3 separate regions of the Homo sapiens genome follow, and regions 2 and 3 are each linked to region 1. The links are chromatin loops, found by intact Hi-C in ENCODE. Cell type or tissue: CD4-positive, alpha-beta T cell. All regions are shown on one strand.

Region 1 (8,000 bases):
ATATATACTGTCTTTTTATTCTTTGCCTGCCTTCTTTTGCACAACTTTTGGTTTGTGATATTCATCCATGTTATTGAATGTACCTGGAGACCATTCAGTTTACGTTGTGGTATTGTATTCCCCTGCGCAGGTATATCACAATTAAATTCTCTGGTGTTCGTTTTTGTGAATACACATTCAGATACCTTCCAGATTTTTTATATTCTAAATAATACTGCTATAAACATTCATGTATTTGCCTTGTAGTACAAATGTATAAGCTTTCTATAAGGCAGTGGTTTCCCAAATATTGGGTTTTATAGTTTTAGCTCTTATATTTAGCTCTTTAATCCATTGAGTCAATTTTTGTATATGGTGTGAGGTAAGTGTCAAACTTTATTCATTTGCACATGTCTGTCAATTTGTCCCGGCACCATTTGTTGGAAAGACTATTCTTTTCCTACTGAATAGTCTCAGACTCTTGGAAAAAGTCAGTTGGCCATAGACATATGGGTTTATTTCTGGCCTCTCAACTGTAGATTCCATTCATCTATATGTTTATGCTTATGGCAGTACAACATTGTTTTAATTACTGTTGCTCTATAGTAAATTTTGAAATCAGGAAGTGTGAGTCTTTCAACTTTGTTCTAGTTTTTCAAGGGTTCCATGCAATTGTAGGTGCATTTTTAGGGTTGAAGAAATTCCCTTCTATTTCTAGTTTGTTGAGACTTTTTAACATGAAAGAGATCTTTTGAGATGGTCATGTGGTTTTTGTTTTTTATTCTGTTGACATGGTGTATCATATTAACTGATTTTCAGAATTTAAAACAATCTTGCACTTCTGGGATAAATCCCACTTGGTAATGATATCTAGTTCTTTTTATATGTTGTTGGATTCATCTTGCTGGTGTTTTGTTGAGTATTTTTATGTCTGTATTCATAAGAAATATTGGTCTGTAGTTTTCTTTTCTTGTGATGGCTTTGCCTGGTTTTGGTATAAGGATACTGGTACTGGCCTTGTAGAATGAGTTGAGAAGTGTTTCCTCCTCTTCTGTTTTTTGGAAGAGTTTGTGAAGAGTTGGTATTAATTCTTTTAAGTGTTTGGTAGAATTCAACACTGAAGCCATCTAAGTCTGGACATTTATTTGTATATAGTTTTTTTATTACTAATTTATCTCTTTACTTATTACAGGTCTAGTCAGATTGTCTATTTCTTCTTGAGTCAGTTTCAGTAGTTAGCATCATTACAGGGATTTGTCTATTCCATCTAAGTTATCTAATGTTTTGGCATACAGTTTTTCGCAGCTGTCCTTTACAGTCTTTTTATTTCTATATGGTTAGTAGTAATGTTCACTCTTTCATTTTGGATTCCAATAATTTCAGTTCTCTTTTTTTCTTGGTCACTCTATCTAAAGGTTTGTTAATTTTATTGATCTTTTTGAAGAGCTAGTTTTTCATTTCATTGATTTTCTTGACATTTTTCTATTATTAACTTCATTAATTTCACTGTTATCCTGAATTTTGCTTCTGTTTAGTTTGGTCTTTTTCCAGTGTCTTAAGGTAAAAACTTAGTTTACTCATTTGATATTTTTCTTCTTTTTTAATATGGGCATTTATAGCTATAAATTTTCCTCTAAACACTAATTTACCTGAATCCCATAAGTTTTGGTATGTCGTTTCTTTATTTTCATTTATCTCAAATATTTTCTAATTTATCTTAATATTTCTTCTTTAACCCACTGGCTATTTAGAAATTTAATTTCCACTTATTTGTGGATTTTTAAATTTCTCTCTGTGTTTGATTTCTGATTTCATTCCATTGTGATCAGACAAACATACTTTGCATTATTTCTATCCTTTTCAATTTATTTGGATTTGTTTTATGACCTAGCATAGGATCTATCTCAGAGAATGTTCCATATGCTCTTGAGAAGAATGTACATTCTGCTGCTGTTTAATGGAGATTCTATAAATATTTGTTAGGTCTAGTTGGTTTATAGCATTCTTCAAGTCTTGTATTTCCCTACTGATCTATTTCTTAGTTGTTCTATTCATTACTGAAAGTGGGGCACTGAGGACTCCAACTATTATTTTTGCATTGTCTATTTTTCTCTTCATTTCTGTCACTTTTGTCGTTATGTATTTTGGTGCTCTTATTAATTGCATAGATGTTTATAATTGTGATATCTTCCTGATGGATTAGCCCTTTCTGTCCTTATTTGTCCCTAGTAACATTATTTGTTTTAAAGTCTACTTTGTCTACTCGTATAGTCATTACAGCTTTTTTTGGATGAAGTTTGCATGACATATGTTTTCCATCCTTTTACTTTCAATTTACTTGTATCTTTAAATGTAAATGGTGTCTTCTCTAGACAAAAGATAGCTGAATACTGTTTCTTTATCCACCCTGACAGTCTCTGCCTTTTGATTCAATTGCTTAATATATTTACATATAACATTATTATTACTGATATATTTGGATTTGTCTGGTATTTAACTTTTTATTTTCTGTATGTCTCATGCCTTTTTGGTTCTTCCATTCCTCCTATATTCCATTTTTGCATTAAGCAAATATTTTATACTGTAGCATTTAATTTCTTTGATGATTTTTCCACTATAAATTTTGAATTATTTCTTCAGAGGAAATAATTCAATAATTCCTAGGACTTATTTGTCATATACCTTATCAGAACACTTTCAGATTTATACTAACTTAATTCCAGTGAGATATAAAAATCTCAATCCCATATAGCTCTTTCTCCTATTTCTCCCTTTTAATCATATTATTGTTATAAATATTACAACTATAAATATTACAAACCTAACATTATTACAATTATTAATTTATATAATTTTATGTGTTTTAAATAAGGTGAGAGAAACAAAAGGAGAAAAAATTGTGTGTGTGTATATATATATAGCTTATTCTATATTAATCTTATTATTTATCATTTCTGGTTTCTTTATTTATTCCTATAAATTTGTCTTACTATCAGGAGTTATTTCCTTAGCCCAGTGCAGCTTTCTTCTCACCCACCTCCTTTGTGCTGTTATTAGCAGATATATTACATTTCTATACGCTATAGGCCCTCATAGCATACGGTTTTGTACATAATATGCATATTGTTTTGTACAATTACTTTTTGAATCAGTTAAGATAAGAACACATTTATACTGTCTTTTATAATTGCGTGATTACCTTTACCAGTGCTCTTGTTTTAAATGTGTGTTTGAATTACCAGATGGTGTCACCTTCAGTCTGAATAATTTCCTTTAGTATTTCTAAGGCAGGTCTTCTAACAACAAATTCTCTGTTTTTGTTTATGTGGGAATGTCTTTATTTTGCTTTCATTTTTGAAAGGTAGCTTTGTTAGATGTAGAACTTTGGGGTGACAGTATTTTTTGTTGAACACTGAATATCTTATCCCACTGCCTCTGGCCTCCATTGTTTCACATGAGAAGTCAGTTGTTAATTTGTTTAGGGTTCTTCTGTAAGTGATGAGTCATTTTTCTCTTGTTACTTTCAAGATTTTCTCTTTGTCTTTGTCTTTCAGCGCTTTTACTTGACATGTCTGTTTGTGGAACTCTTTGTATAATCCTATGTAGAATTTGTTGCGCTTTCTGGACATGTAGATTAATGTTTTTCAATTAGATTGGGAAGTTTTCAGCCACTCTCTTTGACAATTTTTTCTACTCCTTTCTCTCTTTCCTTTCCTAGTGCTTTCATTTTGTGTATGTTGGTGTGCTTAATGGTATCCCACATTTCTTTACCACCTCTCCTGCAACCACGGTTGCACTCTGTTTGCTATCTCTATTGTTTTGCCTTTTCCAGATTGTCATATATTTGAAGTCATATGTAGCCTTTTCAGATGGTTCCATTCACTTAGCAATATGGATTTTAGGTTCCTCTATATCTTTTCGTGACTTGATAGTGCATTTCTTTTTAGTGTTGAATAATATTCCATTGTATGGTTATGCCACAGTTTATTCATTTGCCTGTTGAAGGACTTCTTGGTTGCTTCCAATTTTTGGCAACTATGAATAAAACTTCTATAAACATTCACATGCAGGTCCTTATGTGGACATTCACTTTAAGCTCATTTGGATAAACACGTGGATTGTGGTGGTTGAATTGTATTGTAGGACTGTGTTTTAGCTTTGTAAGAAATTGCCATACTGTCCTCCAAAGTGGCTGTACCATTTTGCATTCTCATCAGTAATGAATGAGAGTACCTGTTACTCCACCTCCTCCTTAGCATGTGGTGTTTTGAATTTTAGCCAATTGAATGGTGTGTAGTAATATCTTACTGATGTTTAATTTGCAATTATGGTATCTTACTGATGTTTAAATTGCAATCAGAAGTATTTACTGATGTTTAGTTATATATAGCTAAATATTGACATATAGCATATGTCAATGATGTTTGGCATCTTTTTATACTGTTTACCATCTGCATATCTTCTTTGGCGGGGTTTCTGTTTAAATATTTTGCCCATTAATTTTTTACCTTATTATGAGTTTTAACATTCTATGTATATTTTGTATACCAGTGCTTCAGCAGATACATACGTATTATGCAAATATTTTCTCCAGTCTGTGGCGTGTCTTTTCATTCTCTTAACAGTGTCTTTCACAGAGCAGAAGAGAACAGGAGGTGGCCTGAGCAAGGGACTGAGCCAAGTGCTTGTGGAGGGCTCAGGTTCTGGGCCGTAAGATGCGATTTCCCATTCGCCCACTCCGGATCTCTGAGGCCACTCCTGACGGCAATCTGCATGAGTTCTCCAAGTGCGAATAGGAAGGAAACCTGGATTCGGCCGCTGGGAGACACAGGTGGATCTCAAAGGTGGCTGTGCGGCAAATGACTGACACCTACTGGCGGCGTCACGATCTGCAAAAAAAGAGAAACGCGGAAATCCTCAATCAGCTGCTTTCCCGACTGCTAGTGCCACAAATGCCATCCGGGCGGCACAGCCACCGGTCCAGATCTCCAGTCCTGAGCACCTGCGAAAGCCGCCCGCACTCACTCTACGGGGTGCGGATAGTGCTCCCCACTCAGACTCCGGGGATCCCGCGGGCCGACAGATCTGCGCCGGGGCCCTGAGCCGCCTGAGCCTGTACCTTCGAGGCCAGTAATAGTCGGAGCCTGGAAACTGTGCACCCACTCGATTCCAGCTCTGCGCCACTTGGTGAATCCGGACCACAGGGTCCCAGACAGCCGCTGCCGACGCCAGGGGCGAGGCGCAGTGAGCTTCCTCTCGAGTTCCTCTCCCCGCGCCAAGTACTGCAACTCGCTGCGGAGACAGCAGAGGTCTGACCGCCCCGCTGAGGTCTCAGAACAGCAAAGCAAGTTACTGGGACTGCCGAAGTCCCGCGTGTCCCCCGTTCCCGCGGGTGCCGGGCCTGGAGAGTGCTAAGCACCCTGAGACTCGCGCTTTCCTAGCGCGTGAATCCCAACCGTCAACCGAACACTGCGCTCTTCGACTCTGTCCGATTCTGCAGACGTCCGAAACCTCGGAAGCCAAAACCGTGCTTGAACTCACTGCCCGCGCCTCATCTCTCCTCATGGGCAGTTTCCTGAGCAAACTGGAACTTTCGCCCTCGTCCCCAGCCCAGGTGCGCACCGACTTGCCCGAGAGGCCCACGAAACGCCGGCCACCTCAGCCCCTTCACCAAGTTCATCGGGTTCAGTTCGTCCACCGCGCCCACCCTGCCCCACGGTATAGACCTGTGAGGAGGCGGCCAAACCTGGATCCTGCCAATCCAACCACGTGGCTGGCCAACGAGGCCTGGAGGCGCTTTCCCATGAAGAAGTCCCAGAATTCCCCCCTGGGGCCTCTCCCTTCAGACTGGTGGGAAAGTTACTTAAAGCGGACTATTTGGTCTCTTCGACATCCCAGGCCAATTTGGAGCCCAGTGACCATCAGGATCACTCCTCCTGACCAGAGAGTGCCCCCTTCCACTTCTCCTGAAGATGTAATTGCCCTTGCAGGACTCCCGCCCTCTGAGGAGCTCGCAGATCCATGTTCAAAGGAGACAGTGTTGAGGGCCCTCAGAGAGTGCAGAAAAGGGAAAGGGAGGTTGGAAGAACCACTATTCCCTGAGAGTCTGGACAGTAAGAGAAGGAGTCCAGAGACCAGACCATCGGCATTTAAGCCCCTGATGAAAAATGGAACCCTCACTTCTTTTGTGCCCAGGCCTGGGCCGCTGAAGAGAAGTCTCCACTCCTGGGGCTCAGATCACAGCTTGACTAAGAGGCCCAATTGCTCCTCCATGAGCTCCTTGGCCAGCATATACAGAGGTGGCACCCTCAGCTCCAAAAGGAATGCTATTGGCAGCTCTTACAGCTCTTGCAGAAATTTCTCAGACCCTTGGAAGAGAAGTGTTCCCAGTGTATCATTCGAGACACCAGAGTGGCCAATAAAAAAGGAAAAAAGTTGTCATCGGCCTTCCTCTCCAGTCCCACTGGTATCAGATTTTGAGTCCCTAGGAGGATCTGAAAGTTCTGGGCAGCAAAACCAGAAGATTCCACAGCTGCCGTCTAGCCCTGAGAACCTGGTGTCAGAGATCCCACCTCCCCAGCTTGGTTATGCAGTCTCTGATGAGAACTTGACTTTGGGGAAGAAAGCTGAGCTACAGGTAAGCAACAACGCAGGAGAAGATACAACTGAGGTCAACACAGACCCTTTCCCTGAGACTTGGCTTGCTATTCAGCCTTCCTTGTCTCTTGCTCTGCCTTCTTCAGAAACAGATCTAACCCAGGGAGCAAATCCTCAGTTGGAAAACTTAAGAAAAATGCAGAAGTCTCTAGGTCCACTGGCCTCTCCACAGTCCACGGGAGAGGCAACCAGTGTGGCCCATTCTCCTTTGAAGACACCCAGCCTACCGACCCCACCTGGGTGCTCACAGTCAGAGCTCCTTCCAGGCACCTCTCCAGACTCAAAGCCCACAGCTACTTTCATCCTGCTGACCCCCACCTCTCCCACATTACCAGTTACTGACACCACCTGGCCGCCTTCAACCTCTCAGGCTGACAGGTCTCCCATGCCCCCAGACCCACCTGCACCACCCACCATCCAAAGTACTTTGCTTGGAATGGTGAGTAGCCCAACATCCCATCTTTCTGCATCTGCACCTCCTGATGCAACTTCTGCTCACCTCATGTTAAAACCGATTTTGGGGCCCCTGCACAACAGCGAGATTGGAAGCTCCTCATATTCCAGAATTTCAGTCACAGCTGCAGCATCTTCAATCTCTTCCCTTTCCACAATTCAGGGTACCTTAACTCCTACCTTCAAGCCTATCTTTGGCAGCATAGATCCACTTAAAACTACGCCCATGATAGCTCCTTTCTCCTCCAAGCAGACCCCTCCTCCATTTACTCATGCTTCTACCCATCATTTCCATGGCCTGGTCAAGGCCACCTCTGTGGTCATGTCCACCACCCTAGCCAGCACATCTAAAGACTCTGTTTTTAAGCCACCTTTGGATTTTGGTGTAGTGAATGTCACCAGTGCCGTAGGCAACACTTATTCTGTCCCTTCCACTTGCGACACTTTCCTGCTTGGGACTGCTCAGGCCTTCAGGGCCGACTTCACCCCAGCCACAGGATTCATTTTCCCACCACACCACCATCCTACAATTCCTACTGTGCATACAGTCACCATGTTTACCCAGGTCCTTTCCAGTGTTGTACAGATATCCCCTAGAAGCAGCACTGCTAATTTCAGGGGTATGGGCAGCCCTCTGCCTGCCTCTGCCCTAGTATCCACAAACTGGCTTGCATCAACCCCCAGCATCTCCAACCTGACTCCAGCAATCACAAGTCCCTTGGGATCAAGCTCAAGGCCACCTTTCCCACTATCCCAAGGAGCTAATCCCCAGCCTGCATTTGGTGCCACAAATGGACAGAAACAAGGGCCTTCCCAGCCAGCCCTTATGCCAAGTGTCAGTAGTTCTTTTCTTTTTGGGAGCTCAGCAGTGGCATTGCCAACCCCCATGCCAACTCCAGCTCAGCCAGCCT
Region 2 (8,000 bases), 300 kb before region 1:
CTCTTATCTCCTGCTGCTGTCTTCCATTGGCTGAATCCAAACGGGAGCCAGGGGCCAAGTGATTTCTTTCCAGGGAGAAGAAAGGCAGATAATGGATCTGGAAGTGCAAATGCAGAATAATCTGCATTATCTGATTGTTCTTATAATTATAGTGATATCTTCCAGGAGTTTGTTGGGTGATGAATTTCTGTACTTTTTTTTTTTTTTTTTTTTTGAGACAGAATCTTGCTCTGTTGCCCAGGCTGGAATGCAGTGGGGCGATCTCTGCCCACTGCAACCTTTGCCTCCCGGATTCAAGCGGTTCTCTTGCCTCAGCCTCCAGTGTAGCTGGGATTACAGGTGCCCACCACCATGCCCAGCTAATTTTTGTATTTTTAGTAGAGACAGGGTTTCGTCATGTTGGCCAGGCTGTCTCGAGCTCCTGACGTCAGGTGATCTACCCGCCTCAGCCTCCCAAATTGCTGGGATTACAGGCGTAAACCACCGCACCCGACCGATGCTTCATAAACTTTGAATGATAGGATAAGTTGAAGCCTGAGTAGCTGATAAAAAATAATATTTACCTCAAGATATTTTTTATTTTCTCACATTGGGAGCACCACCACTGCAAGGAAGAGTATGAATAGGTTTGCCATAAACTGCTATGACGGAGGAAGTCTAGGTTCTTCCCAATAGATGCATCTCAGTGAGACTAGTATATAGAAGGCTCACCTTCTGTCAAAAAAGGGTGAGGAGGCATCTGGCCTGGGGAAGAATGCGATGCAGCTTCTGGCTTTAAGCAATAGCTTGGTTCATTCTAAATAGCCTGATAAGGCTGCAGTGATATTTTCTGGCTTTGTTATCCCAGTTTGTTTTTCTTGGAGACTTCATGAACTATATAAATAATATTTCATAAATATTTTTCTAATTATACCAATAGAATGAATTCTCTTTTAAAAATACATATGCTGGGACAGGCACAGTGACTCACGCTTGTAATCCCAGCACTTTGGGAGGCCAAGGAGGGTGGATCACGAGGTCAAGAGATGGAGACCATCCTGGCCAACATGGTGAAACCCTGTCCCTACTAAAAATACAAAAATTAGCTGGGCGTGGTGGCATGCACCTGTAGTCCTAGCCACTCGGGAGGCTGAGGGAGGAGAATTGCTTGAACCCGGGAGGCAGAGGCTGCAGTGAGCCACGATCTCGCCACTGTACTTCAGCCTGGCAACTGAGCGAGACTCCGTCCTAAAAAAAAAAAAAATGTTGACTTCCATACAAGTGTTGGAATATCCCTCTAATACTAGTGGTGTGCAAAACTGTGCAGGGAACACAAGTTACTGGTCTACAAAAAGACAAGCTTGCACCAAAGTATAATTAAATGCACTGCTGCCTTCACTAAGAAACTATTCCTACTATAATCAGTCAATGGAAATAAAGATGCTTAGTGATATAGTTATTTGCCTTCTGGCATAAGCTCCATATCTTGAAACAGACCAGACTATTAACTAACATTTATAAATTAGCACTGGGTTGCAGACCACGCTTTGAGTGGCTGTGCTTTACAGTCTTATGCCTCATAGTTATTTACGCCAAAACAGAATGTATCCACTGACAATATCTACATACATTAGTACTACCTTGGATCAGTAGACAGCTAACTGGTTCTGTTGGACTAAGAGTTTACATAAAAAGCAAAAAGAAGATTCTGATTTTGTAAATTTTGGTGGCCAGTGCCTGATAAACAAGACTCAACTAAAATTCATAGCATTTGTCCTTACAGCTAATGCCTGATGAGGCTATTGTAATACTAACTGTGTTGACCTTTGAAATACCTAATAGGTAAAATTTTGTGGAACAAGTACTTTTGCCTCCTTCTTTGTAGGATGAAAAGGGGGCCGCAGGAGCCGAGGAGACATAGATGCATTTCTAGCCAGGCATAAATAACTGAAACTAGGGTGAGGCGTGGTGGCTCACACCTGTAATTGCAGCACTTTGGGAGATCCAGGCGGGAGGATCACTTGAGGCAAGGAGTTCAAGACCAGCCTGGCCACTATGGTGAAACCCTGTCTCTACTAAAAATACAAAAAATTAGCCAGGCTTAGTGGCAGGCACCTGTAAGGAGAATCGCTTGAACCCGGGAGGCAGAGGTTGCAGTGAGCCAAGATCTCACCATTGCACTCTAGCCTGGGCAACAAGAGTGAAACTCTGTCTCAAAAAAATACAAAAATACAAAAGTTAGCCAAGCATGGTGGCACATGCCTGTACTCCCAGCTACTCGAGAGGTTGAGGCTGGACAATTGCTTGAACCCAGGAGGCAGAGGTTGAAATGAGTGGAGATTGTGCCACTGTACTCCAGCCTGGGCAACAGAGTGAGACCCTGTCTCTAAATAAATAAATAAATAAATAAATAAATAAATAAATAAAATAACTGAAACTGGGTTCAAAGAGCTTGGAAAGTAAAGTGGTTAGGGAAGTTCATTGGCAAGAATGTCAGGGATTCTATAAATGAGGCATTTTATCTCAGTTCCAAGAAAAGTCAGAACAGAAGAGCAATTGGGCCATGAAGCTCACTTGTATGGGAAAGAGACTGTCTTTATAACCTGCTTAGGTAAATAAAGAGAAATAAGTACTTTACCATCCAAAGAGGAGGCTGATGGAGCCTCCAGCACATGATTATGGTGGAGGAAAGTATGCCTAGCTCTCTGCTTTCTGTAGATATCTAAACCCCAAATTTATATCCCACCCCACTCCAGGCCATGCTTGCATGTAAGGGGCAACTTGTACAGAATAGAGAAAAATTGTTAGCCCAAGCAGTCTGTAGTTGGTTCCGACTCCTCACACTTATATCACATAAACAACAAACATATGGAAAGACATGGAAGTTCTAATCATCCTCCAGAAGAACAACAAAGAACTCAAAGTTATCAGTGCATACAGAATGAAAGGTACAGAACAAAAGAATAGAGCAATAAAGTCATGCCCTTGGCTTCATCTTTAGACCATGTTTTGCTGACAATGCCTTGGGTCTGATGTTTTCCTAGAAGACTTTTTTTTTTTTTCCAGCTAATGTGCCGTGGCAGAAGCCTTTTCTTTTCTTCTCTCTTTCTCTCAGCAGAATCAAAGCCTTTTCTTAATTACAGCATTATCTGTCATCTTGACAGGCTGGTAATGAGAAGCAGTTTTATTTTTGAATATCCAACAAGTCCTAAAGTATTCTTTCTTTAGTTTATCTCCCTGCTCTCTTATTTTACTATAGGCAGCTAGAAAAAGCCAGGTGGCATCTTCAATATATTGCCTGGAAATAACCTTAGCTAAATAAGCAAAATCGTTAGGTATATTTTCTACTTTCCACATTTTCTTTCTTTCTTTCTTTTTTTTTTTTTTTTTTTTTGATATGGAGTCTCACTCTGTCACCTAGGCTGGAGTGCAGTGGCTTGATCTCGGCTCACTGCAAGCTTCACCTCCCGGGTTCATGCCATTCTCCTGCCTCAGCCTCCCAAGTAGCGGGGACTACAGGTGCCCGCCACCATGCCAGGCTAATTTTTTTTTGTATTTTTAGTACAGACGGGGTTTCACCATGTTAGCCAGGATGGTCTCGATCTCCTGACCTCGTGATCTGCCCACTTTGACCTCCCAAAGTGCTGGGACTACAGGCGTGAGCCACAGCTCCCAGCCTCTTTCTTTCTTTTTTCTTTTTCTTTCTTTCTTTCTTTCTTTCTTTCTTTCTTTCTTTCTTTCTTTCTTTCTTTCTTTCTTTCTTTTCTTTTTTCTTTCTTTCTTTCTTTCTTTAATTCATTAGGTATATTTTCTACTTTCCACTCTTTCTTTCTTTCAAATTCATTAGGTATATTTTCTACTTTCCACATTTTCTTTCTTTTCTTTTCTTTTTTTGAGACAGAGTTTCACTCTTGTTGCCCAGGCTGGAGTGCAATGGTGTGATCTTGGCTCACTGCAACCTCGCTCCTCACCCCCATCAGGTTCAAGCGATTCTCCTGCCTCAGCCTCCTGAGTAGCTGGGATTACAGGCATGTGACACCACACCCAGCTAATTTTGTATTTTTAGTAGAGACGGGGTTTCACCATGTTAACCAGGCTGGTCTCAAACTCCTGACCTTAGGTGATCCACCCACCTAGGCCTCCAAAAGTGCTGGGATTACAGGTGTGAGCCACCGCGTCCGGCCTACTTTCCACATTTTCACAACAGTGTTGCTAAACTTTCTGTCTCTAGATAACAAAAGTCCGGTTTCTTCCAGCTTCTAGTAACATTTTCCACACTCTCCATTAAGCATCACTGACTTTGGGACTTAGTGACAGGCAGCAGTTGTCTTCAGGTGTTTTTACTCATATTCTCCTCAAGGTCTTTTCAGTTTCCACTTGCTGTCAAGTCCCAAAGTCACATGGTTCAGAATTTATTAATTATGGCAGTATCCCATTTTTAAGTAAGAAAATCTGCATTTGCTTGTACCCATTCAGGATTTATTGCCTCTCAGCTCCAAATTCACCCTTTTTGCCTGCTTCGTGGAAATGAATCTTGAGTCCTTGGTTTTCTTTTGCCAATTGGCATTGAAGCTTTGTCAGTAGAGGGCAGTGGAGAGACATTGCGGAAGAAAGTGAGTTTTGCTTCTTTCTTCCCATGTATTACTTGGCCTGCTGCTTCCCCAGTGCCTAGCTCCTACATCACGCATGCCTTTCCCCTGCATCAGTCTCCTGCAGCACCCAGCAACAACTAATTTTCCCTGGCATCTTCTTTGAGTGTTTTGTAGTAGAGTGCCCTCAGTGAGAGACCTCTCCACGAAGAGCTTTTCAAGAAACCCTTGAAGATTAATTTCCAAAAAATTCCAGAGGACAGATTTCAAGCAAATTCTGCTGGCATAGCACCATGAGCATTTCTCTGCTATTCCGTGAGTCACAGCCATGCTCTCCCCAACAAGGTCTGGATCTTAGCCAGGGGTGGGGTGAGAGGTAGAGGGCACTTCTTTTAGTGCTTTGTTTCAGCCCCAGGTGAGGTCACTTCTATGTTCAAATAACTGTGTAATTTCTCTCTCCTGATTGCACCAAGACTGATACATACCTAACTATTGTTACATAACAAATCATACTAAAATGCAATGGCTTAACTTAAACAACAATTATCATTTATTCTCTCTCACAGATGTGTTGGTCAGGAATGTGAGCAGAAAACAGTGGGGACAGCTTGTCTCTGCTCCATGATTTCTTAGGACTCAACTGGAAGACTATAAGGCTGGTTGCTGAAGGCTGGGCATGGTGGCTCACACTTGTAATCCCAGCACTTTGGGAGGCCAAGGTGGAAGGATCCTTTAAGCCCAGAATTCAAGACCAGCCTGGCCAACATGGCAAAACCCCATCTCTTCAAAAATTTTTTAAAAATTAGCTGGGCATGGTGGTGCATGCCTGTAGTTCCAGCTACTCAGGAGACTAAGGTGGGAGAACTGCTTGAGCCCAGGAGGGTGAGGCTGCACTGAGCCATGTGCATACCATTGCACTCCAGCCTCGGTGACAGAGCAAGACCCTGTCCCAAAAAATGGAGGGAAGCTGGTGGCTAGAAATAATCTGAAGAATCATTCACTCACATGCCTGGCAGTTGCTGCTGGCTATGGACCGGAGGCCTTAATTTTTCTCCATGTGTTCTGCTCCTATGTCCTAGTTTAGGCCTTCTCAGAGCGCCATGACTGAGTTCTGAGGGCAGATGTCTTGAGAGAAAGCTGGTGGAAGCCTCTACCACGTTTTATGACCTAACATTGGAAGTCTTGGTGTATCACTTCCATCATGGTTACAGGCCTATCCAGATTCAAGGGAAGGGAATGTAGACCCCCACCCCTCAAGGAAATGTGTCAAAATTGTATTAAAATAAGACAACGTGTGATGAGATATGTTGGTGTGGCCATCTTTGGAAAATACCGTCTGTCTCAAGTATTTTTTTATGGCTGAACCCTAACCACTCAGAAGCCCCTATCACTTCAGATTCAATTTCTTCCTAACTTGTAAAGAAAGATTAGAGAAAATAAAATAAATATTAAGGAGGTTTTTAGAAAATATACTGCCCAGAAGTTCATGAAACATTGACTATACTGTGCCTCACAAGAAGCAGTGTATAAAAGACAATTGGATTAAGACATATTTCAGTTGCAATTTCAGATTCACATTACATTTTTATATTATTCACTGTCAGGTATCCCAATTTTTTTTTTTTTTTTTTTGACACGAAGTCTCGCTCTTGCTCCCCAGTCTGGAGTGCAATGGCACGATCTTGGCTCACTGCAACCTCCGCCTCCTGGGTTCAAGCGATTCTCCTGTCTCAGCCTCCCGAGTAGCTGGGATTACAGGTGCGTACCACCATGCCCAGCTAATTTTTTGTATTTTTTAAGTAGAGATGGGGATTCACCATGTTGGCCAGGCTGGTCTTGAACTCCTGACCTCAGGTGATCCACCCACCTCGGCCTCCCAAAGTGCTGGGATTACAGGCGTGAGCCACCCCACCCGGTCTATCTCAAATATTTTTAACCTACATTTAGAGGTTTTCATTTCCACAGAAAATGTATACATAGACTTCAACAGGAATAGGGAACTACTAGTGCAAATATTCAACATGTGCATATATTAAAATATATACTGCCAATTTTGCATATGATTGAATTGCACTTAGTATATAGGAAAAGTATAGTTGCATTGAAAAGATTAAAATCTACAAACAGTAATCCAATTTTAAAAAGAGATGTTTCCCGTTTAATTTTAGAGTAACAGATGAGGAAATTACAAATTTAAAAATGATAACTCTCCAGGCCAGGCGCGGTGGCTCACGCCTGTAATCCCAGCACTTTGGGAGGCCGAGGTGGGCGGATCTCTTGAGACCAGCCTGGCCAACGTGGTGAAGCCCCATCTCTACTAAAAATACAAAAATTAGCAGGGCATGGTGGCAGGCGCCTGTAATCCCAGCTACTCGGGAGGCTGAGGCAAGATAATTGCTTGAACCTGGGAGGCGGAAGTTGCGGTGAGCCGAGGTTGCGCCGCTGCACTCCAGCCTGGGCAATAGAGCGAGATTCTTCAAATTTGTGTACCATCCGTTTAGGCCCTTATAGTTTAATTATAGAAACTCAGTGGCACTCCTTGCTACTAGAATTTTAAATTGTTTCTCTCTTTCACAGTTCAATCCTAGAAAAACCATTGCAACAAGGTTCTTTTTCTTTTTCTTTCTTTTCTTTTTTTTTTTTTTTTGATGATTTCATTTTCACAGTCCTAGAAACGTATTTTTCAGTCATAAAATGTACACTCTTATCTTTAGAAATAACTGTTGCCGGCCGGGCGCGGCGGCTTACCCCTGTAATCCCAGCACTTTGGCAGGCCAAGGCGGGTGGATCACCTGAGGTCAGGAGTTCGAGACCAGCCTGGCCAACATGTTTAAACCCCGTCTCTACTTAAAATACAAAAAATTAGCTGGGCGTGGTGGTACGCACCTGTAATCCCAGCTACTCGGGAGGCTGAGGCAGGAGAATCGCTTGAACCCAGGAGGCGGAGGTTGCAGTGAGCCGAGATCGCGCCATTGCACTCCAGACTGGGGGACAAGAGCGAGACTTCGTCTCAAAAAAGAAATAGCTGTTGCCTCCCACAGTGGGTAATATTTGCAGAAAAGCATCTGAGAGCTCTAGAGAGAGGAGAGACAGGATTATCACTATAGAGCATAGGCGACCCTACAGGGCAGAAGACAGTGATGTTTACTGAACTGTGTAACGAAATGAAACATGTAAGGATGACTTCCGGTGGTGAAATCACAGTTCGGATAGTCTGAGGAGAAGGGGGAATGCCTAGAAATCCATGTACAGAACAGCCCCACTCTGTTGCTATGGCCTCCTCTTGTCCAGAAAAGTTCCCACTGGCCCTGGGGCAGCATCAAGTTGGAGCTACTGCATCAGGACTTAAGTCACAAAGAGCAAAGTGACCCCACAGGGTCAGGGTCGTAAGCAGAGGTCTATGCGAGTCAGGAGGCCTGGGTCAGAGGGAGA
Region 3 (8,000 bases), 200 kb before region 1:
CATAGTCATTCGTTCAGCATTTGCATGAATTATAACTTCAGTAAACAGTTCTAAAAATTATCTTTTATTATGATAAATGACTCCAGTATAATTTGATCCTTATTACAACATCCCATTTTGTGTATTATTGTTATTCATCATTTTAGTTCCATTTTGTTTCTACATCTCAAAATTTAGTAATTATTAACTAATATTTTAACAGATTATTTAACAAATATTAGTTTTGTAGAGACAGGGACTCACCATCTTGCTCAGGCTGGTCACCAACTCCTGGCCTTAAGTGATCCACCCACCTCACCCTCTGAAACTGTGGAAACTACAGGCATGAACCACTGTGCCCGGCCTATTTTAACAGATTCTGTGGCTGAATCATAATGAAAGAGAAAATTGATGGAAAAAGAAAAGTTTAGGAAGAAAAGAAATTATAGATAATCATATTGATGAACATAGTGGTCTAATATGCCTAAGACTTCATATGACTAGGGAGAATTCTCTACCAATGAACTGTGCATCCTCAATGGTTCTGTGATAACTAAATTCCTGCTATGGACTGAATGGACTCAAATGCATATGTGGAAGCCTCTCTCTCTCTGTTTCTCTCTCTCTCTCTCTGTCCCCCCAGTATGTGAGGATAGAGCAAGAGGACAGTAGGCTGCAAATCAAGAAGGGAGGGCTCACCAGACATTGAATCAGCTGGAACCTTGATTTTGGGTTTCCCAGCCTTCAGAATTGTGAGAAATAAATGTTTGTTGTTTAAGTCAACAAACATTATATAGTTATAGTAGTCCAAACTGTCTAAAACAATTTCTTAGGCTTCTATGTAGCTAGGATGGCACGCATGTGCCCTAAGTTTTCCAATCAGATGTATTTCTTCTTTCAGAAGAAACATGTATATAAACAAGGGAGAAAAACTCCAAAATTATGTATTTTATCATGATGCATCTTTATGCAAGTATAATAAAGTCTATGAAGAAATGTTTAGAAGCAAATTAGGTCCATCTAAATTAAAGGTAAGCATCTATTTTCTTGCAACATTTGCCTTGGTAAGGGTAATGAATAGATATCTGCTAAATGCAGGTAGATATTTAAGCTTTTAGAGGCAGTGGTGGCATAAGGCCTAGCAAAGGCATTCCATGCTGGGGAACATAATGCTGCTAGCAGTTAACACTAGAAAATGCATGAGGAATCAGAAGGAATGGGTAGTACAATATAAAAGGGCAAATAATCATTATGTGTGGAAGCATTTGGAAAATGAAAATGACAATTCAAAGTTATAAATTCTCCATTAAATGTATGGTTGCAGAATCAGGAATTTCCTCTGCAGTAAAATAATTTTTAATTTTTGTGACCCAAGAATTGCCATAATTCAAAATCAAATTTATATTATAAACATCTCTTGGTTTCCCATTAATGGAAAGATGAATGAATGAGCTGTGGCATGTTCATATTACACAGCAGCTAACATGAAATCAATGAATGAATGGTAGCTACATACAACAAAAGAGATGATTAATTTTAGCAATATAAGATTAAATGAAAAAAGATTATAACATATAGCCTGATACCCTGTATCCACAATTAAAAGACACAATTTTATAAATACTAATAGATAAAATCAAACTAAGGAAAGCACTTTGGCCTTAATTCTTCAGAGACCCAGTAACTTCTTTGTCTTTCCTTAAGTTGTGACAAATCCAAACATTTACCAGAAAATAAACTAACTTGCAACAAGAGACATTTAGTTTTATGAAGACAAAATAATCACAGAGGCATCCTAGGATACAATTTTAAAGCTCTATCATTCTATGGGACGTATTCAGCATTGACAGCAATTCTGTGTGGCGGGTTAATGTCACAGAAATGACCAACAGAGCACTTAGAAGGTGTATCTGGATATTTACTTACCGTGTTGACAGTGATTGAAGTTACCATGTGAGGATCCAATAGTGTTCAAATACCTAAGAGAGTTTAAGCAATTTTTATTTAAAGTACAGATTTATTTTCACTAATCCTTGTTTCTCAGTGGCAAATGAAACACCTATAAATTCTAGTGATTGCACCTAAAAGGCATTATAAAGCCTCATTCTCTTGGGAAAAAGATACATACAAGAATATTTCTTTTCCCTCAAATCTGTTGAGTCCTTTTTGTCCTCTGAAGTGAATTAACTGCATTTCATAAAGCAATAAATCAAGTAAAAAGTTTAACTCAACTCGAATTATTTTGGGTATTAGAATATCTGTTAGGTGGTGGTGAGGAGGGTAGTAAAATGAAGGAGGTATGAGGGTCTCCTGCTCTGAACATAGAGCAGAGAGTCAGTGGGCCCCGTACAGAGTCCGCGTCATACTTTGGGTTCACATGAACTGGAGATTCCTGCCAATCATATCTAAGAGGGAAATTTATTTTAGAAAGAAAAAAATAGTGAGGAAGCAAGAAGAAACGACAGGTTCCACCGAGATTTGAACTCGGATCGCTGGATTCAGAGTCCAGAGTGCTAACCATTACACCATGGAACCTCGCAATAGCTCGTGTTTTTAACAGGCCTTCCTGAAGGAATATATCTTCATTTCCGAACTCAAGCTGTCTTCCCTTTAAGAACCTAAGTTTCTACCCTAATGTTCGTTATCTGCCGCCATCACACAAGTTCCCTTTTCGTTTCTCACAGGGCTCTTCGTGCAAGATCCAAGAGCAAATCTGTTTCCAGGGGCAGATAAGGTAAGTCCGTGCCTCCCCTGGACTCTTAGCAACAGCCTGCGGGGCTCCCCAGCCTCGGTTCTGCGGCCCTAAGCCGGGCTGCCCCGATACAGGGGGAGAGGGCACCAACCTAGCCGCGCTGACAGATTGCGTTGTTGGAAGAACCGCGAGGCTCGCCGCCTCCCGAGCGTTTGTCCGGCGTTCTTTGCTCCTAACGCTAGGAACACTTTTGAAAGTTCCATTTCGTAACGTATAAATTATGGATGACTTAAATTGAGGCGGCGTGTCAACTAGTCCTGGCACCCGTGGCGTTGCCGAGGGTAAAAAACAAAAAACAGGACACCAAAAGATGCTTTCTGCTTCCCGGGAAGGCTCCACCTCGTGGATACCAAAGAGTAAAGCACTGTTAAAAGCTCGAATATTTGCAAGGCAGGATTTTGTAATTAGTTTCTCACTGATAAAGCTTTAACTTGGTCTTTCTCAATGGGATTAACTGAGAACCTCTCCCAAAATATTCAGCAGTAAAAATTTACTGATACCAAGACCCGGACATGACTTGTCTAGGAGTGTTCATTGCAGGAGATAAAAGCGATCTTATGTTGTCAAACAGAAAGGCTGAGGAAGGAGGCAGAGGGTCTTTAAGAGTAAATAATCTCAGGTGATAGGATCTGAACCTTCCCAACAAGATCACATGAGAGGTATCGGCATCTGCCAAAATTACTTTATTGCTTAGAGACGTCTAGTGTCATGGACAAAAATCCTTCCTGCTTCAATGAGGCGGCACTGTCACTACCAGGTTAAAATGGGTCCCGCCCGTAGGGCCGTGGGCTCTGCGGCAGGAGCTGCAATGGCCGCTGTACAGTGGCAAAGAGAATATCCGTACATATCTCATCCAGTCCATCTTCTCCCAGCCCTATGACTTTCTGATCCACTCACTACCAGAAAGCAAGACAGAATGAAACCCTCTTACCAAACGGGATAACTAAAGGTGGTTTCCAGGAGCCTCGGGAACAAGAAGCATGAGGATCCTAAGCATTTTCAATAAAAATCTAGCCCACTGGAGGCTTTTGAAAAACTGAAGGTCCATGTAACAAATTTAAGATGAGCATTTCTAAGGGCTAGGGCTTGTACCAAGTTCTGTGCTCTCTGAAAAAAAAAATTAAAAATATATGCCTGTAATGGTCAAAGCTGAAACAATTTGAGAAACAATAAATAGAAGACTTCAAACCAATCCCTACAGCTTCCCTGATGTGCAACAAATCTCAGTTTTTCAAGGAATCTCCTGAGCAGAATTCCAGATAACTCCACCCCTTCATTGTGGGCTCTGCATAGTGATTGCTCTACAGAATACAGTATGAAAAAGGGTGGGAAAGTAAGCAGTGAATAAATCCCAAAAGCATTACACCAGCAGTGATAAGCCATGTTGATAGTATATTGTCTTGATATAACGTGATAAAAATGGCGCTTTAGGTCAAGCATGGTGGTTTATTCCTGTAATCCCAGCACTTTGGGAGGCCGAGGCAGGTGGATCACTTGAGGCAAGGAGTTCGAGACCAGCCTGGCCAACATGGTGAAACCCTGTCTCCACTAAAAATACAAAAATTAGCCAGGCGTGGTGGCAGATGCCTGTAGTCCCAGCTGCTCATGAGGCTGAGGCAGGAGAATCGCTTGAACCCGGGAGGCGGAGGTTGCAGAGAGCCGAGATGGTGCCACTGCATTCCAGCCTGCGTGACAGAGGGAGACCCTGTCTCAAAACAAACAAACAAACAAACAAAAACCCTCCACTTTACCTCTGCGGTCTTGCTCCCTCGAACCCCTAACTCCGATCTAATGATGAGAAAAATATCAGACAAATCCTAGTTGAAGGACATTCTACAAAATGCCTGCTCAACACTCTTCAAAACTGTCAAGATCATCAAAATCAAGGAAAGTCTAAGAACTACCACAGCCAAGAGAGCTTAGGGAGTCATGATGACTAAAAATAACATGGAATTCTGAATAGGATCCTGGAACAGAGAAAGGAAATTAGGTAAAAATGAAGGAAATCTAACATATTCATTTTAGTTAATAATAATGTATACATATTTGTTAATTGTTTGTAACAAACGTACCATACCAATGTAAGATTTTAATAATAAGGAAAACTGAGTGTGGGGATATATGGGAACTCTCCTTTATATCTTCCCAATTAAATGGAAACTATTGCTCACGGGAATAAGAACAAAAATGTGACCAAATGAAGTTACTTCTTCAAAATGAATTCAGAACTCTGGCTTGCAATGTGCATTGGTACAATTCTCTCCTGTTTTTGCTTAATGAGCCACATATCAGACCTAGTGGTACAGCTTGCACAGCCTACAACTGACCTGAGAGTATACGGACTTGAAAATAGGAAGGACAAATTTTTGTGCCACACCCACTGCTGCCCTTAGTGCTGTGGACACAGAATTGAGCAGGACACTAAGCACTGGCCCTGCCTGTGGAGATTTCAGTTTGTAGTGATGAGATATTGGCTAAAAACAGTGAATAAAGTAACACCCACACAGAGAAAGTTAGGGAAAACTGCAGGTGACTGGAAGCTAACAGCCTAGATAAACTGAGAAGCTGAAATAAGCTGGATATTTGAGTTTAGGCAGGGATTGAAGATGGTATTTAGAAGACGGTGTTGGCCCAAACCTTTTCACATATTGTGAGATACAAGATAAGGGCGTAGTCTGTGGACTGGTTGTCTGGGTGGCCATACCATAGTGGAAGTAAAAGAAGAGCTGAGAAAAAGTTGAAGGATAGGCTGAGACCATAGATCAGGCCAGGGCTTCAAGGTTGTTTGTTTTAGGAGCACAAGTATCTGCTTTGAACTGTAAACATCAGGGAGCAACAGAAGTGACTTTGAGGAACTTAGGAGATTCTCATTGTCCTTTTGCCCTCAGTATAACTGAACATTTCTTTGTTCCCTGCCATGCTGAAGTTGGTTCTGCACCAGGAGCTACTGGTACCAGTCTTTGGGAATTGGTTTGGGAATTGTCTTCATGTTTGCTCATAGTCATTTTATTTATTTCCCAAAAAACAAAAAGCTGATGGAAAATTCCTCTCCCTCAAATTCCCAATGTCAAGAAGTTAGTAGAGCAAAGATTTGTACAATATTTTTTTGCTCTGGACTCCAGATCATATTGAATAAAATCTAGGAAATCCCTTTCTCAGAAAGATGCCCCTAGATACACACATATACCATTTTGAAAACTATCTCAAGGTGTTCGTGAAACACTTGAGGTCCATGGATCTCAGGCTAAGAATCCTCTGCATTTGATATTCCTCTCTATGTCATCTAGCATAATTTATAACTAATAAAAAATGAATTCTATAAGCAGAAATTAAGCATCATACTACTGAAGTAAAATTGTCTTTTAATTGTGCATGAACATTTAATTAATCTTGGTCTTGTAAATTAGGTCACAGGTGCACCCAAAACAAGCCAAAATACTAGTTAAACCAGTTCTCAGAGGGCTCTTCGGGTGTATATTCCTGACAGAGCAGTTTGGGGATACTTGATGCAGACATAAGTAGGTCAGACAGTGGAGAAGAACAGGCGCATATTTATCACAGGGTTATTGGACCTCTACTGAGATAATTTGTTATTGAGAATTGTACTGGTTTCTGTTTAGTGCTGATTCTATCCTGTTCAAACAAGGAAAGTATAAACTTCAAAATTGCATTATATACATTTATTCATTAAGGACTAATTCTCAAACTTTGAACATCAGAGAGGCAGTCTCTTCCAGGTGCAACCCTCATGACTATACTATAGCTGATTTTGGACCCCATTCTCCCAAATTACTTCTTATGTAATTATTATCATTATAATAAATGTGCACAATACATTATTTTATAAGCCAAATGGATTGGCAAGATGTTTTTGTTTTGTTTTGTTTTGTTTTGTTTTCTATCAAAACACAAAGAAGCAGGGGACTGGACGTGTCAGGGCTGACTCGCGGGCTGTGTAGGGCTCAGAGGGCCAGGGGACCCGGGTCTGGTGGATGGGAGGGCGCGGTCCTGGGGCCTTGGCGGCCGAGAGTGGGAGATGGCGGCGCGATGGAGCAGCGAGAACGTAGTGGTAGAGTTTCGTGACTCCCAGGCAACTGCGATGTCTGTGACTGTCTTGGGCAACATGCAGTGCTTTCTGGCGGCAGATTCTTATACATCGTCAATCTCGATGTCGCTTTCGAAGGTCACCGAAAGATCTGTCGCCAGAGCAAATGGAACATTGGAGCTGTGCAGTGGAAACTTCGTGACAGCTTTGTACACTATTTTTCAGCTTCGGGGCGGAACCACTCTACAGACTGTCTGAGTCTGTTCTTGTCAGGAAAGGCAGTCTGCAGAAGGAAAGCGTCTGAGCAAAGAAAGAAGAGCAACTTCGTTGGCTTGAGAAGGAACAGAAAGCCGCCCTTCCCAGCCATTTCCAAAACAGGGTCTGACTTTTAACCATGGATGTCCGAGGTTGCACTGATTTTCAGGGCTATTCTGAAAGAGAAAGGGAGAGACAGTCTCCTGCCTTTCCACTCTCAACCTCTTTCCTGGGTGATAGAAGGGAGCTCTTTTAATCGGTTTATACCTCAGTGCCCTTATTCCCCTCTCACCCTCAGCCCCTGATCGTCTACTGCAGAGATTTTTAACCTTGGCACTACTGGCAGGTTAGACCAGGTCATTCTTTGTGGTGGGGGTTGTTCTGTGCATTGTAGGAAGTTCAGTAGCATCCCTGGCCCCTACATACTATATCTCAGTAGTATCCTCCCCACCTCTTGTTATGACAATCAAAAATATCTCTAGACCCTGTCAGATGTCCACTGGGAAGCAAAATCACCTCTGACTGGGAACCACTGATTTAGGCTGACACCTCAGTACTTATACTCAGTGGATTAACACTGCCATTTTTCAGGAGTGCTAAGGAAGACAGCCTTTTTTTGTTTATTTGTTTTTTCACAATTTATCATTTTAAAGTGAACAATTCAATACCCTTCACTACATTCACAGCGTTGTGTAACCACCACCTTTATCTAGTTCCAAAACATTTCTATCCCTCCAGGGTAAAACCCCTTACTCATTAAGCAGTTTCTCCCCATTCCTCCCTCCCTCACAACCCCTGGCAACCACCCCAGTCTGCGTGCTGTCTCAATGGATTGACCTATTCTGGATCTTTCATATAAATAAAATCATAAGAAAAACAAAGAGGCACAGCATTTTCCCGTTCCAAACTCTCTCTAAACTGAATTTAGGTTTCCTAGTGGCAACTGTCCAGTTGCTTTTCACTCCTAGT

What was found. Peaks named below come from ENCODE experiments on the same cell type or tissue, not always from the same donor. Only the 100,000 strongest peaks of a DNase experiment are listed, where the experiment ranks them.
Region 2: it touches region 1 in a loop (4-fold over the local background); 17 of 110 quality-filtered maps call a loop at or near these places.
Region 3: it touches region 1 in a loop (2.5-fold over the local background); 16 of 110 quality-filtered maps call a loop at or near these places.

Annotation. Positions count from the first base shown.
Region 1 is chr6:27,309,713-27,317,712 of GRCh38, reverse strand. POM121L2 (POM121 transmembrane nucleoporin like 2) reads left to right here and starts at 5,440. Exons shown (of 1, transcript NM_033482.4): 1 at 5,440-8,000. The coding sequence starts at 5,543. LOC105375107 reads right to left here and starts at 5,544. Exons shown (of 3, transcript XM_011515048.2): 1 at 5,521-5,544; 2 at 5,099-5,390; 3 at 3,977-4,868. The coding sequence starts at 5,544. The coding sequence ends at 4,501. RefSeq lists a silencer at 5,089-5,383. In CD4-positive, alpha-beta T cell, CTCF peaks have their summits at 4,614 and 4,814 (motif pointing left); DNase peaks (open chromatin) are centred at 4,862 and 5,202; H3K4me3 peaks cover 1,153 bases; H3K27me3 peaks cover 3,034 bases.
Region 2 is chr6:27,606,038-27,614,037 of GRCh38, reverse strand. No RefSeq gene overlaps it. Among named protein-coding and RNA genes, the nearest start is that of TRL-CAA2-1, 4.3 kb to the right of the region's middle. In CD4-positive, alpha-beta T cell, a CTCF peak has its summit at 4,487; a DNase peak (open chromatin) is centred at 4,567; H3K27me3 peaks cover 716 bases.
Region 3 is chr6:27,514,043-27,522,042 of GRCh38, reverse strand. TRQ-CTG1-2 (tRNA-Gln (anticodon CTG) 1-2) reads right to left here and starts at 2,514; the gene lies at 2,443-2,514. RefSeq lists a silencer at 2,432-2,481 and an enhancer at 2,872-3,161. In CD4-positive, alpha-beta T cell, CTCF peaks have their summits at 2,653, 2,860 and 3,059 (motif pointing left); DNase peaks (open chromatin) are centred at 2,532, 3,042 and 3,502; H3K4me3 peaks cover 1,439 bases; H3K27ac peaks cover 915 bases; H3K27me3 peaks cover 709 bases.